Linked DNA regions of Homo sapiens: region 2 is linked to region 1. A link is a contact called in ENCODE Hi-C or POLR2A ChIA-PET data. All regions are on one chromosome and are shown on one strand. Each heading gives the region's core, a stretch centred on a gene start or an enhancer-like site at or near the end of the contact. The rest is flanking DNA. Distances are from core to core; before and after follow the strand shown.

Region 1 (6,513 bases), core at 2,378-4,877:
CCTTACAGATGTAAGATGATGTAAGCTGATGTAACAAGGTCTCTCTAAATAGACAGTGGACTTGTTTCCAATCTTTTGCTACTCAAAGCTTGTCTTATGTTGCACCACCATGCCTGGCAGATTTTTGTATTTTTTGGTAGAGATGGGGTTTCACCATGCTGGCCAAGTTGGTCTGGAACTCCTGACCTCAAGTGATCCGCTTGCCTCAGCCTTCATCAATGGATATTAATGAAGCTTAGGATACTCACATTGTGTCAAAGATAAGAGGCAAGGAAACTACAAAGAAATTGGAAGTGATAGGAAACAGTGGAATAACTGTCAGAGAGGAAGCAGTGGGAACAAAAGACAGGAAAGAAAAACATGCCTATTATCAGAGTCCCTGAAGAAGTAAACAGTAGCACAGCTTTTCACCTTACATCATTAAGAAACACATAAATAGGCCGGGCGCGGTGGCTCACGCCTGTAATCCCAGCACTTTGGGATGCCAAGGTGGGCAGATCACCTGAGGTCCAAAGTCCGAGACCACCCTGACAAACATGGAGAAACCCCATCTCTACTAAAAATACAAAAATGAGCTGGACATGGTGGCAAATGCCTGGAACCCCCGCTAATCGGGAGGCTGAGGCAGGAGAATCACTTGAACCCAGGAGGTGGAGGTTGCAGTGAGCCGAGATCATGCCACTGCACTCCAGCCTGGGCAACAAGATCAAAACTCTGTCTCAAAAAAAAAAAAAAAAAAAGGAAAAGAAACACATAAATACTATAATAAATGTAGCAACGTACCTTGCAGAAGATCCAAAGGTTGCTTGTGGAATTGGGCAAGGGAATCTAAATTTCCAGAGTTAGTATGCAGTGGTGGAGAGAGGGTTGTCGGAAATCTAATGTTAAGTTTTAAAGCAGAGGAAACAGTGTGACTTGGTATTTGAGGTGTGTGCGCGCATTTTCTGTTTTCCTACCAGACTCTTCAGTTATGTGCAATTTCTTCTGTTCACTTAGTGTTTCTTAGGGTTGAAACTGAACATAAACAAATATGAAATTCGTGTTATACTCACATTACTCAACATATCAGGTAATTTGTGAAGACAGAGATGTTTCCTGATCAATTGTTCTAGCCGACTGACAGCCAATATCTACATAGAATTATTTCAAAGTCGCAGGGTGCGGTGGCTCACGTCTGTAATCCCAGCACTTTGGGAGGCCGAGTTGGGCGGATCACAAGGTCAGGAGATCAAGACCATCCTGGCTAACATGGTGAAACCCCGTCTCTACTAAAAATACAAAAAATCAGCTGGGCGTGGTGGCGAGTGCCTGTAGTCCCAGCTACTCGGAAGGCTGAGGCAGGAGAATGGCGTGAACCCAGGAGGCGGAGCTTGCGTTGAGCTGAGATCACGCCATTGTACTCTATCCTGGGCAACAGAGCAAAACTCTGTCTCAAAAAAAAAAAAAAAAAAAGAATTATTTCAAAGTCAATTGAGTGGCTGGGGGCAGTGGCTTACGCCTGTAATCCCAGCACTTTGGGAGGCCGAGGCAGGCGGGTCACGAGGTCAGGAGTTCAAGAGTAGCCTGGCCAAGATGGTGAAACCCCATCTCTACTAAAAATACAAAAATTAGCTGGGTGTGGTGGCGGGCACCTGTAGTCCCAGCTACTCGGGAGGGTGAGGCAGGAGAATCACTTGAACCCGGGAGGTGGAGGCTGCAGTGAGCCGAGATCACACCACTGCACTCCAGCCTGGGCGACAGCTCGAGACTCCGTCTCAAAAAAAAAAAAAAAAGTAAATTGAGGACACTGTAACACTCTGCTCTTAAACACCTCCCAAATGCTATTTTAGAGAAAAATCTGTATTTTTATCTAAAAGTCCACACTTCATATTCGCACTTTAGATAGTTAACAATCATTCCTTTATACCTAGCCCATAATCGTATTTCCTTCAATTATACCCCAAATGGTCTTTACAGCTGGTCCTCCGAAGATCCAACCCCAAACCAGGTATTGCATCTTCTTTTATTTTATAGTATTATATGGTCATGTTGAATTTTTCTTTTGAGGTGTAGTCTATGAATTTTTGTGTATGTATAGCGTTAACGGGTGAATTGCGTCCCCACAAATCCGTAAGGTGAAGGCCTAACCCACAGTACCTCAGAAGGTATTTGAAGATAGGCCTTTAAAGAGGCAATTCGATTAAAATGAGATTAAGGTGGGCTCAAATCCAAAAGACTGGCGTGCTATTCATTGCAGGGTGTTGAGCAGCACCCTAGACCTCCTCATCCACTGGATGCCAGTCGCCCCAACCCCATCCCCGGTTGTGACAACCAAGTCTGCAGACATTGTCCAGTGTCCCCTGGGCGTAAAATTTCTCCTCCCCTCTTTGATAATCACTGCTTTAGACTCTATTTGGTCTTAGAGTCTTTTCTCTGAAGTCCATCATTTTATCCGCCGTAACCCTGCTGTCTTCACTTAAGGGGTCCAAGACGTTTACAGGAGGGTGATAATGGTGATGATGAGCTGCCAATAATAATCCACACACAGCACTATTTGACAAATGCAGGTAATGTTATGTATTTTACAGACCTGGAAACTGAGGCACTTAGGGGCTTGGCAACTTGCCTAATATCACCCGAGAGCTGATTAAGGCTTGGGGCCAGGACTGGGACCCCAGGATGAAGCCCAGCTGAGCAGAAAACCTCTGTGCACAGGATGCAGCAATCAAGATAATAAAAATCAACTCCGACTGAGAAAGTATCTGCCTACACATTCATCAGGCTGGGAGGACAGACCCAGATGGTATCAGTTGGAAAATTAACAGAAAACAGTATTTTTGCCAAGGACACCTTTTTCTGAGCCATCAATGTCTTCTAGCTCGCTAAATGCCTTCCTTGCCCATTACAATCATACACAGTGATTGACATTTTATCAGTAAGAATAAACTTCCCTTTTCCGGCCGGAGGGTCTGATTTTCTTGGACACAGAGAATCCGTCTCCATTTCCAACCCAGGTGCAGGGCTCTGATAAGCGGTTTCCGGACATAACAATCTACAGCGGTCTTATCTTGTGGTTCCCAAGGAAACAGGTCCCGGCTGCACTTCGCAGCCCAGACCCGAGGGTGACCCCTTTACAAGCTTGCTCTTTGCCAAATGGAAACCACGCAGTATTTACATTTCACCTAAACCCCACCCTTCCCTCCAAATCCGATGGGTTACTCAGGCCTAGGATCCTCAGGCCTAGGGGGTCAAAACGCCCCGCGTCCCCAACCAAGACCCCTGAAGTCTAGCGGGGTTCCACTGGCCTCCGGAGCCTCCTCCCTGGGGCGCGGTGCCAGGACTTCGCCATTAAACGAGCCCGCCCCCTGCACTTTGAACTCTGCCCCCATCCTTTGACCCAAACCCCCCTACGCCCCGGCATCGGAGTCCCCTTGCTTGGCCTCTGCCACGAAGATACGGGGCCAGGTCCAGCAGTACAAGGAGGAGAAACCGCTCTCACGGGAGGCGCTGCGGCCACTGAGGGAGACGGCCGCCGCGGGTCACAGACGGATGCTTCCGTTTCCGGTTCCGGGGCGGCTGGGAGCTGAAAAGTGGGCTAGTAATGAGCTTGGGATTGGTGGAGCCTCAAAGATAGGCGGGACGACCTACGTCGTCCAATCGCTGAGCAGGAAAAGCTAGTTTCCGCCGTCTGGGAGATAATTGGCATTGTTGGCAGATCCGCCCCTCGAGGGCAAGTCTCGGGACAGAATCGCGCTGTGGGCGTGGCTTGTACTGGATCCTCCCCGGGGCGTGGCTAAAACAAGACCGAGGTCCCGGGACGAGGTTGGGGGCGTGGTCTTTCGCGCAATCCTCCAACGCCCAATTACCCTGATAAACAATAAACGCTAAAATAAGTAATAAATGCTCATTTCCTCCAGCCAACACATTCCTCGTGATAACATACTCCTGCACAAAGATATTCCCATTGTTGGGATTTTTCTTCCTTGAATGTCTGTTATTTCTTCCAGAAATAAGGTCATTTTTATGCATTTACATGTGGCTTTTCTTATTAATGAGTGCGTTGTGATGTTCCCTTCTGGCCACTAGATGGCCACGTAGCTCACATTTTCAAATTCGCGGATATTTTGTTTTAGTTGCTTTAGACATAGGTGTCCAATCTTTTGGCTTCACTGGGACACATTGGAATAATTGTCTTGGGCCACACATAAAATACAGGAACACTAACTATAGCTGATGAGCTAAAACAAGACAAAAATTGCAAAATAATCTCATAATGTTTTTTTTTTCTTTTTTTTTTTTTTTTTTTGAGACGGAGTCTCGCTCTGTCGCCCAGGCTGGAGTGCAGTGGCGCGATCTCGGCTCACTGCAAGCTCCGCCTCCCGGGTTCAAGCCATTCTCCTGCCTCAGCCTCCCGAGTAGCTGGGATTACAGGCGCCCGCCACCAAGCCCGGCTAATTTTTTGTATTTTTAGTAGAGACGGGGTTTCACCGTGTTAGCCAGGATGGTCTCGATCTCCTGACCTCGTGATCCGACTGCCTCGGCCTCCCAAGTGCTGGGATTACAGGCGTAAGCCACCACTCCCAGCCAATAATCTCATAATGTTTTAAGAAAGTTTACGAATTTGTGTTGGGTGCATTCAAAGCCATCCTGGGCTTCATCCGGCCTGCAGGCCCTGAGTTGGAGAACTTAGCTTTAGAGTTTAGACACAGGAAAAATGCAGGGGTCTTTGCCTTCCATTGTGAGGCATCATAACTAAGATTAGGAGGCCATCCTGACTTGTCCCCTTGTGTGACACCCAGCGGGCTCCGCATCCCTTGCATTCCCATGCCTGAGCACCTATCTCTTTTACAAGGTAAGCAGTCCTGAAGGATACCAGCAGACCGCCAGATGGGTTACAAATTCCTCATATCCGGTACTGCCAGCGAAAGAGAACAAAAGTCCCTTATTCCTGAATCGGCTTCATCAGCTTCCCCAATCTCCAGCCAATCAACACCAAAAAGCCCAAGAAGCTATTAGCTACAAATTCCTGCCTAAGGCCGGGTGTGGTGGCTCACACCTGTAATCCCAGCACTTTGGGAGGCTGAGGCGGGTGGATCCATCTAAGGTCGGAAGTTCAAGACCAGCCTGACCAACACGGTGAAACCCTGTCTCTACTAAAAATACAAAACTTAGCTGGGCTTGGTGGCACATGCCTGTAATCCCAGCTACTTGGGAGGCTGAGGCAGGAGAATCGCTTGAACCCAGGAGGTGGAGTTGCCGTGAGCCGAGATCGTGCCATTGCACTCCAGCCTGGGCAACAAGAGTGAAACTCCATCTCAAAAAAAAAAAAAAAAAAATTCCTGCCTTAAAAGGGGCCAGGGACTTCTTCCAGGCCCCACATGTGCAGCTAGAGTTAAGGTTTAGCTAATAGTAAACTTTTCCTCATTTTATTTTATTTTTTTGAGATGGAATCCCACTCTGTTGCCAACGCTGGAGTACAGTGGAACAATCAAGACTCACTGCAGCCTCCAAGTCCTGGGTCCAAGCGATTCTCCTGCCTCAAACTCCTAAGTAGCTGGGACTACCAGCACTTGCCAACACACCTGCCTAATTTTTGTATTTTTAGTAGAGACGGGGTTTCACCACGTTGGCCAGGCTGGTCTCAAACACCTGACCTCAGGTGATCTGCCCGCCTCAGCCTCCCAAAGTGTCGGGATTACTTTGGGATTACTGTGGCGTGAGCCACAGCGCCGGGCCAACATTTTCCTCATTTTAATAGTTAAAAAAAAAAAACCTGAGGCTGAGGCAGGAGAAATGCTTGAGCCCGGGAGGCGGAGGTTGCTGTGAGCCGAGATCGTGCCACTGCACTCCATCCTGTGTGACAGAGTAAGACTCTCGAAAACAAAAACAAAAACGAAAACAAAACCCACCCCTAGGTGGAGATTTTGTATGCTATTGATACATGCAATGTGTGTTAGAGCAGGCAGATGCTGAGTCCAACCGTAGGTCCACCTTTGCACACCTGACCTCACCGGTATTTTCTGACTATGTACGTACAGCCCCCAAAAAGGAATTTATCTTAAGGCACTAGCTGCTGCCTCTCCCTGTGAATAGTCTGCTCTGCCTCTTAGAGAGTACTTTCATTTTGCAATAAATTTCTTTGCTTACTCACACTTTGGACTTGCTCTCAAATTATTTGTGCAGTGAAGCCAAGAACCTGCCCAGCCCACCAGCAACAGTTGTAGCTGCCGGACAGGTTCTCCCTGCTCACTGCACAAACAAAATCGATTCACAAAGACCGTGGCATTGCAGTAAAAAGAGTTTAGTTGGCCTGAGGCTGGCTATGCCATGCAGGAAACGGAGTCATTACTCAAACCAAGCTCCCTGAAGGCTCTGTCGCCCAGGATGGAGTGTAGTGACATGATCTCAGCTCACTGCAACCTCCGCCTCCCAAGTTCAGGTGATTCTCCTGCCTCAGCCTCCTGAGTAGCTGGGATTAGAGGCACCCGCCACCACGCCCGGCTAATTTTTGTACTTTTAGTAGAGATGGGTTTT
Region 2 (6,513 bases), core at 1-2,500, 740 kb after region 1:
TACTCAGGAGGCTGAGGCAGGAGAATCACTTGAACCCAGGAGGTGGAGCTTGTGGTGAACCGAGATCGCACCATTGCACTCCAGCCTGGGCAACAGGAGCGAAACTCCGTCTCAAAATAAATAAATAAATAAAATAAAATAAAATAAAATAAAATAAAATAATTACAAACTGGAATGAATGTAATAGCTAAAACTATAAAACTACTTAAGAAAATGGGGTAATAAATCTTTGTGACCTTGGATTAGGCAACAATTTCTTAAATAAACACCAAAAGCATAAGCAAGCAAAGAAAAAAACAGATCAAGGCCAGGTGCAGTGGCTCACACCGGTAATCCCAGCACTTTGGGAGGCCGAGGCAGGTGGATAGCCTAAGGTCGGCAGTTCGAGAGCAGCCTGGCCAACATGGTAAAACCCTGTCCCTACTAAAAACACAAAAATTAGCCGGGCATAGTGGTGCACACCTATAATCCCAGCTACTCTGGAAGCTGAAGAAGAAGATTGGCTTGAACCCGGGAGGCAGACGTTGCAGTGGGCTGAGATCATGCCACTGCACTCCAGCCTGGGTGAAAAGAGTGAGACTCCGACTCAAAACAAAAACAAAAAAAATTAGCCAGGCATGGTGGCACATGCCTGTAGTCCCAGCTACTCAGGAGGCTGAGATAGGAGAATTGCTTGAACCTGGGAGGCGGAGGTTGCAGTGAGCCGAGACTGCGCCACTGCACTCCAGCCTGGGTGGCAGACTGAGACTCAGTCTCAAAAAGAAAAGAATTTAAGAAAGAAGTCCAAGTGTGCAATAAGGAATATGTCCCAACAGGGCAGGAAAGGAAGAAAGGACCCACAGGTGCAGGGAGCGGTGAGGGCCTGTGGGAAGGGGACACAGACGCACATACACGCACACATGCACATACATGCACACATGCACACGCACACACATACATGCACACATGCACACGCACACACATGCACACGCACACACATGCAGATACACACATGCATACACGCACACACACGCACAGGCCCTCAGAGGACACCACAGAACACCTGCGGGACACAGCAAGGAAGGGGTGAGGTGGCTGGAGGGGAGGGTACACCTGGGGGACCCCAGCACGGTGGAGGGACAGCCTGGGGTCCACCCGAGTAGTAGGCCGCCCCTCTTCCTTGCCCCTTCTCCCTTCTCCCTGCCGGGTGCTCCCCGCAGGGCATAGAGTGATCGCTTTCCCCGCAGCAGGTGGGCGGGCAGGAGCCAGGCCGGTAAACAGGAAGCTCTGCGCAGGCGGGCGGAGCATCCAGAACTCCGCAGGCCCTGAGGTGTTGGGTCGTTTCCCAGGGCCCCAATGTCCAGGGAGAAAGAGGCTCCACTCTCAGCACCAAGCTCCCGGGCGGGCCGGGGCAGGAGGCTGTGGGGCGTGGCCAGCCCGCAGGTGGCGGGGCCGACGGGATGGGTCAGGGTGCACAGAGCACACGCCAGCCCCTGGGGGAAGCCCGGCCCGTGCGGGCTGCGGGAGATCCTGATGGGCCCCGAGCTGAGGCTCCCGCAGCCAGGGTCTGCGCGTGGTCCCCACCTCCTTGCGCGCTCCGTCTCCAGCACAGCAGAGGTGGACGCCCCTCGCGGCTGGCTCCCCAGCGTCCCTGTCCTCCAGGGGCGCAGCGTCCCTCCGGGGAGTACAGTGTCCCTGAAGGGAATTCCTTCCAGAGCCTGAGGTTAGGCCGTGGTGGGAAACAGAGCGGGGTGCCGCAGGGGAGCCCGCAGGAGCTCCTGTTCCTCACCTGCGAGGGGGGGACGGCCTCTGGCCCCCTGCTGTGGGCGGGGAGGGATCTAGAAGACCGGAAGGCTATTTCCAGGGCAGCACCCCCAGGACTCTGGGGCACACACGTCCCCAGGCAGCTCCGGTGAGGCCACCCTCGCCCCCTGGTTTCAACTCCTGCTGTGAGCACCTGGCCTTTCCCTGGTCCACTGAGAGCCGCGTGTGTTTTTTGCGGTTTTGCTGGTGATTCTGCTGCTGAAATTGCCCCCCCAGGCATTGTCCTCAGGTGGTTTCGTGTCCCTCAGGGCTAGAGACCCGGATGAGCCCCATGGAGAAACCCGTAGTGAGAGAAGCTTTGCTCAAACAGGACTGAGAGCGGAAAGAGAGAGAGAGAGAGGAGAGTGGGGGGAGAACGAGAGCGAGAGACACACCGAGCTGGTGGGCCGGGGGAGGGGGACCCACACCCACGTCGCCATGGCCCCCCACCCCGTTTTTGAGCCCCCACACAGCCGAATACATGCCCCCGGTCCCCCTTCCAGCCTTGTCCCCAACACAGCCTGCAAATGGGCGGGGGCCTGGGAGAGTGCCCGGGATGGGGCTGGGGGGTGGGGGGGGCTTGGCGCACGCGGCCTATGGTCTGTGAGCTCCCTGTGGATAAATCAACAACACGGGTGTCTTTAAAATTTTCTTAGGATCTCACTCTGTCGCCCAGGCTGGAGTGCAGTGGTGCAATCACGGCTCACTGCAGCCTCAAACTCCTGGGCTCAGTAATCCAGTTATTCTCCCACCTCAGCCTCCCAAAGTGCTGGGATTACAGGTGTGAGCCACCGCACCCAGCCCTAAAATAACACGCCTTGAAATAAAAACGAACATACAACAAGGTCACGTATCGACTGGCTGATGGAAACATCATGCCCAGAGGCTCACAGGAACCCGACCTTGGGTTTCCCCTGGAGCCAGGGCTCAGTGTGCGCCTGAAGTGTCTGCAGCAGCTTCACAAAGGAACTACCACAAACAGGCCTGGCGCAGTGGCTCATGCCTGTAACCCCAGCACTTTGGGAGGCTGAGGTGGCTGGATCACAAGGTCAGGAGTTCGAGACCCACCTGGCCAACATGGTGAAACCCTGTCTCTACTAAAAATACAAAAATTAGCCGGGTGTGGTGGCGGGCGCCTGTAATCCCAGCTACTTGGGAGGCTGAGGCAGCAGAATTGCTTGAAACCGGAAGACAGAGGTTTCGGTGAGCTGAGATCGCGCCACTGCACTCCAGCCTGGACGAGAGGGCAAAACTCCGTCTCAAAAAAATAAAATAATTAAAATAAAATAAAGAACTACCACAAATAATGGAACTGGCTGCTTCAGGCAGAGAGGTACCATGCCAGCAATCAACACGCAAATGGCCTGACATAATCACACACGCACACGCTAACACACACACACTAACTCACATGCACTCTCACACACACAAACTTGCACACACTAACGTACACTCCCCCCCCACACACAGAATGATAAAGACATGGCAAAACGTTAGCAGCTGGTGGATCTCTGTGCGGGCTGTACAGGTCTTCACTGTAGCATTCTTGCCCCTTCTATAGGCTGGAAAGCTTTCCAAATAAACTATTTTTAATAGCCTAATATAATCTGAGCCCCAAGTGTATGGGCCAGAGAAACACCTGGGGTGACAGTCATTATCTCCACAGAGATGGAGAGGGTGAGGTGGGACTCACTTTTTACTCACTGCAAGTCTGATTACTTTTTTTTTTTTTAACTGTGAACATGTTATCATTTGTTCAAGACGAGACATGGCTGTAGCATGAAGGTAAAGGCAGAGGAGTGGAGCAGAATAAAAAGTCCAGAAATAGGCTGGGCGCACTGGCTCACACCTGTAACCCCAGCACATCGAGAAGCCAAGGCAAGAGGATCACTTGAGGCCAGGAGCTCGAGACCAGCCCAGGCAACATGGGAAGACCCTGTCTCCATAAAAGATGAAAAATTAGCTATGCATGGTGGCGCACACCTGCAGTCCCAGCTAGTTGGGAGGCTGGTTTGAACCCAGGAGGTCGAGGCTGCGGTGAGCTACAATCGTGTCACTGAACTCTAGCCTGGGTGATACAGCGAGACCCTGTCTTAAAAAAAAAAAAAAAGAATTGAAATGTGAACAAAAAAGAAGCTAAGTTATAAAAGTCTTAGCAGAATTTAATCATAACCTCAGAACAGGAAGACTTTCCCATTCATGACACCAAACTAGGAAACCAGAAAAGGAAAGAGTGATAAGTTTGACCACATAAACCCCAAAATACCTGCCAGACGTTAACAATCATCGTAGGAGAAGATGGGCAAAGAAGTACCTGCACTTGTGTCACCAATAAATGAGTAGCTGCCATAACAAATAAAGAGCTCCTACGAATCAACAAAATGGTGACAGATAACTGTAGACTGGGAAAGACACAATCATACAGGTCCCAGAAAATGAGGTCAGAGTTCAACCTGACGTGTGTGCTTACAAGAAGGAACTGTGCAAGGAAAATGGGCCGGGGAGGGTGGAGGTCGGGGCCACGGAGCTTGCAGGAGCTGAGGCAGCTCAGAGCCAGCCTCGGTGGTGACCCCGTCTCCCTGGTGGGGACACTCCATTTTCCAGCTCTTGATAGAAACACAGGTGACCGTCGGGAGGAGTGGGAGGGAGCTCCTGTGTGGCGAGTCCCTTCGCCTCTAGTGGTCTCTGCTCCCCTTGTGGAAACGCAGTTCCAAGAAAACAAAGAGGAAATGCTGCGAAGAGCCACAAGGACTTTTTCTCTGAGTCACAAGAAGACGAATATACGCTGCAATGACGCAGTGAGGGAAGAAGTCGCCTTGCACCCATATGGCTGCTGAGGATGGGAGAGATGGACGCGTCCTCCGCTGCCGGAACACGGAGCGCCCGGTCTGGTACAGTGCTGATGCTGCGTTTTGTTTTCTGGATTTTACGACATCTTGGGGGCCTCGCTAATCTGGGGATGACGGCCCCTTCCAGGGTAAGCGGATTCCTAAACGTTGCAAACGGCCCGCCTGCGAGCACACTGTGACGTGCAGAGCAACCAACCGCGAGCCCACGCACCTGATCAAACTCTCACGCGCCACGCCCAGGTTCCCTGCCCTGAATCACCCCAGGGCCAGCTCCCAGAACAGGGACCACCCCAACAGCCAAGAGCCGCAAACAGTCGGGAGTCAAACCAGCCCATCCTAGGCACACCCAGCCCATCTACCCCGCCTGGCCCGTCCCTTCCAACCAAAGCCTCGGGAACTGTAACACAAGAGCTTTTCAATAGCAGTCACCTCCTGCTCTCTTGGCCTCACCAGGCCTGATTTAAACCAATCAGAGTGCATCTGAATACACGTACCACCTTTCTGGGTTACAGAAGCATAGAGCCTTTACTGCACTGGGGGTGACAGCACCTCCGTCAACCTGGGATCTGAGAGATCGGGGAGCAAAACCACCAAAGCCCCCAACACAAGCGAGAAATGAGCCTCTGGGATGGCCGGGAGAGTGGGGATGTTTGTTTTAGCAGCAGACGCCAAGCCAGGCTGGCTCATACGCGCCCACAGGCACAGGCCCCGAGGCAGCTGCTCCCACCCCAGGCTCTTTTCCCTGCCCCAGCAGCCCCGCCCATGTCAGCGCATGCACCGTGGCCAGTCCAAGCACCGCACGGGAAGGGTGCACAGTGGGAGCTGCCCGCTCACGTCCCTGTCCCCACTCCCTGGGCGCCCACCATGGGCAGGGCCGGCTCTGAGCCTTTTGTGTGCATTGACTCATCTAATCCTCAAGGGACATTGCTTTCCAAATGAGGAAACTGAGGCACGGAGCGGCTGGGCAACCGAACCCAATCATCTCAGCTGTCCTCCTGCCAACAGCACAATGGAACAGAGACACCGTCCACTGAGCACAGCCACCACCAGGGTCCCGACGGCCCCACCCAGTCCCACTGCCGGCTCCCACCACGGCCCCCAACGCTCCCTACAGGGGCTCCTGGGGCCTCCCTCGCAGCTCGGCCATGCTGGGCCCCGGCGGCCCCCATGCTGCCCTTCCTGCATCCATCTTGGCTGAGGGCAGCTCTGTCCTTCCAGGGCTCAGGCTAAAATCTTGATTTCAAACTCAATCCCCCCTCAGCCCCACACTCAACCTTCAAAAGGTCCTGCTGGCTCTGCTTCCAAAATCCATCCCAGATGGCGCACTGCTCATGGTCCCCACCTGGCCCAGCCCCAGCTTCGCCCACCTGGGCCAGTGCAGTCCCCTCTGCCCTGGTTCCCCTAGCCCACGTCCCGCCCTCACCCCATCTGTCCTCCCCACAGCAGCCACCAGGGGGTGCCTGTGAGCTCCTGAGTCTCGCCCATCCCTCCTCTGCCCGCAGCCCTCCATGGCTCCCACCTCCCTTGGGGTCAAAGCCCAAGTCCTCCCTGCAGCCCACAAGGCCCTGCACACCCTGCCCCGTCCCCTCCCTGCCCTCCCCTCCTCACTGTTCCTCTAAAACACCAGGCGTGGTCCTGCCCCAGAGCCTTTGCACAGTGCCTCTGCCAGACAGCTCCCTCCACACTTCCACAACCCCCTCACTTCCCCTGGATCTCTGTTCAAGTGTGGCCCCCGAGTCCCCAGCCTTGAGGGCACCTCCGCCGCCACTCTCTCCCCTCCTCTGCTCGGCTCTTCTCCGTGGCACTTGTCCACTGCGTTGCGTGTTTTGCTTTTCTTTGCTGTCTGTATGTCCTGGCCCCACTCCCAGAGTTCCTTAGGGGG

The links. Hi-C counts contacts between places; a loop is a spot of excess contacts on that map. ChIA-PET counts read pairs that join two places held with the same protein, here RNA polymerase II (POLR2A). Pooled maps may share reads with other maps.
Region 2: a loop to region 1 is called in a pooled map, with 4 times the contacts of the local background. The contact joins two enhancer-like sites. A Hi-C loop is called at or near these places in 1 of 50 pooled maps. POLR2A ChIA-PET finds 5 or more read pairs at or near these places in 2 of 52 experiments (AG04450 and GM12878).

What each region holds. Positions count from the first base shown.
Region 1 is chr19:2,947,129-2,953,641 of GRCh38, forward strand. No RefSeq gene overlaps it. Among named protein-coding and RNA genes, the nearest start is that of ZNF77, 5.4 kb to the left of the region's middle. RefSeq lists an enhancer at 3,447-3,516. Within about 2 kb of position 3,628, at least 32 of the 41 ENCODE cell types and tissues checked have a DNase peak (open chromatin) inside an H3K27ac peak, as active enhancers do.
Region 2 is chr19:3,686,606-3,693,118 of GRCh38, forward strand. The region is part of intron 1 of PIP5K1C (phosphatidylinositol-4-phosphate 5-kinase type 1 gamma); the gene reads right to left. Among named protein-coding and RNA genes, the nearest start is that of PIP5K1C, 11 kb to the right of the region's middle. RefSeq lists silencers at 1,322-1,521, 1,542-1,751, 1,772-1,821 and enhancers at 2,634-2,703, 2,714-2,793, 4,406-4,700. Within about 2 kb of position 1,251, at least 9 of the 41 ENCODE cell types and tissues checked have a DNase peak (open chromatin) inside an H3K27ac peak, as active enhancers do.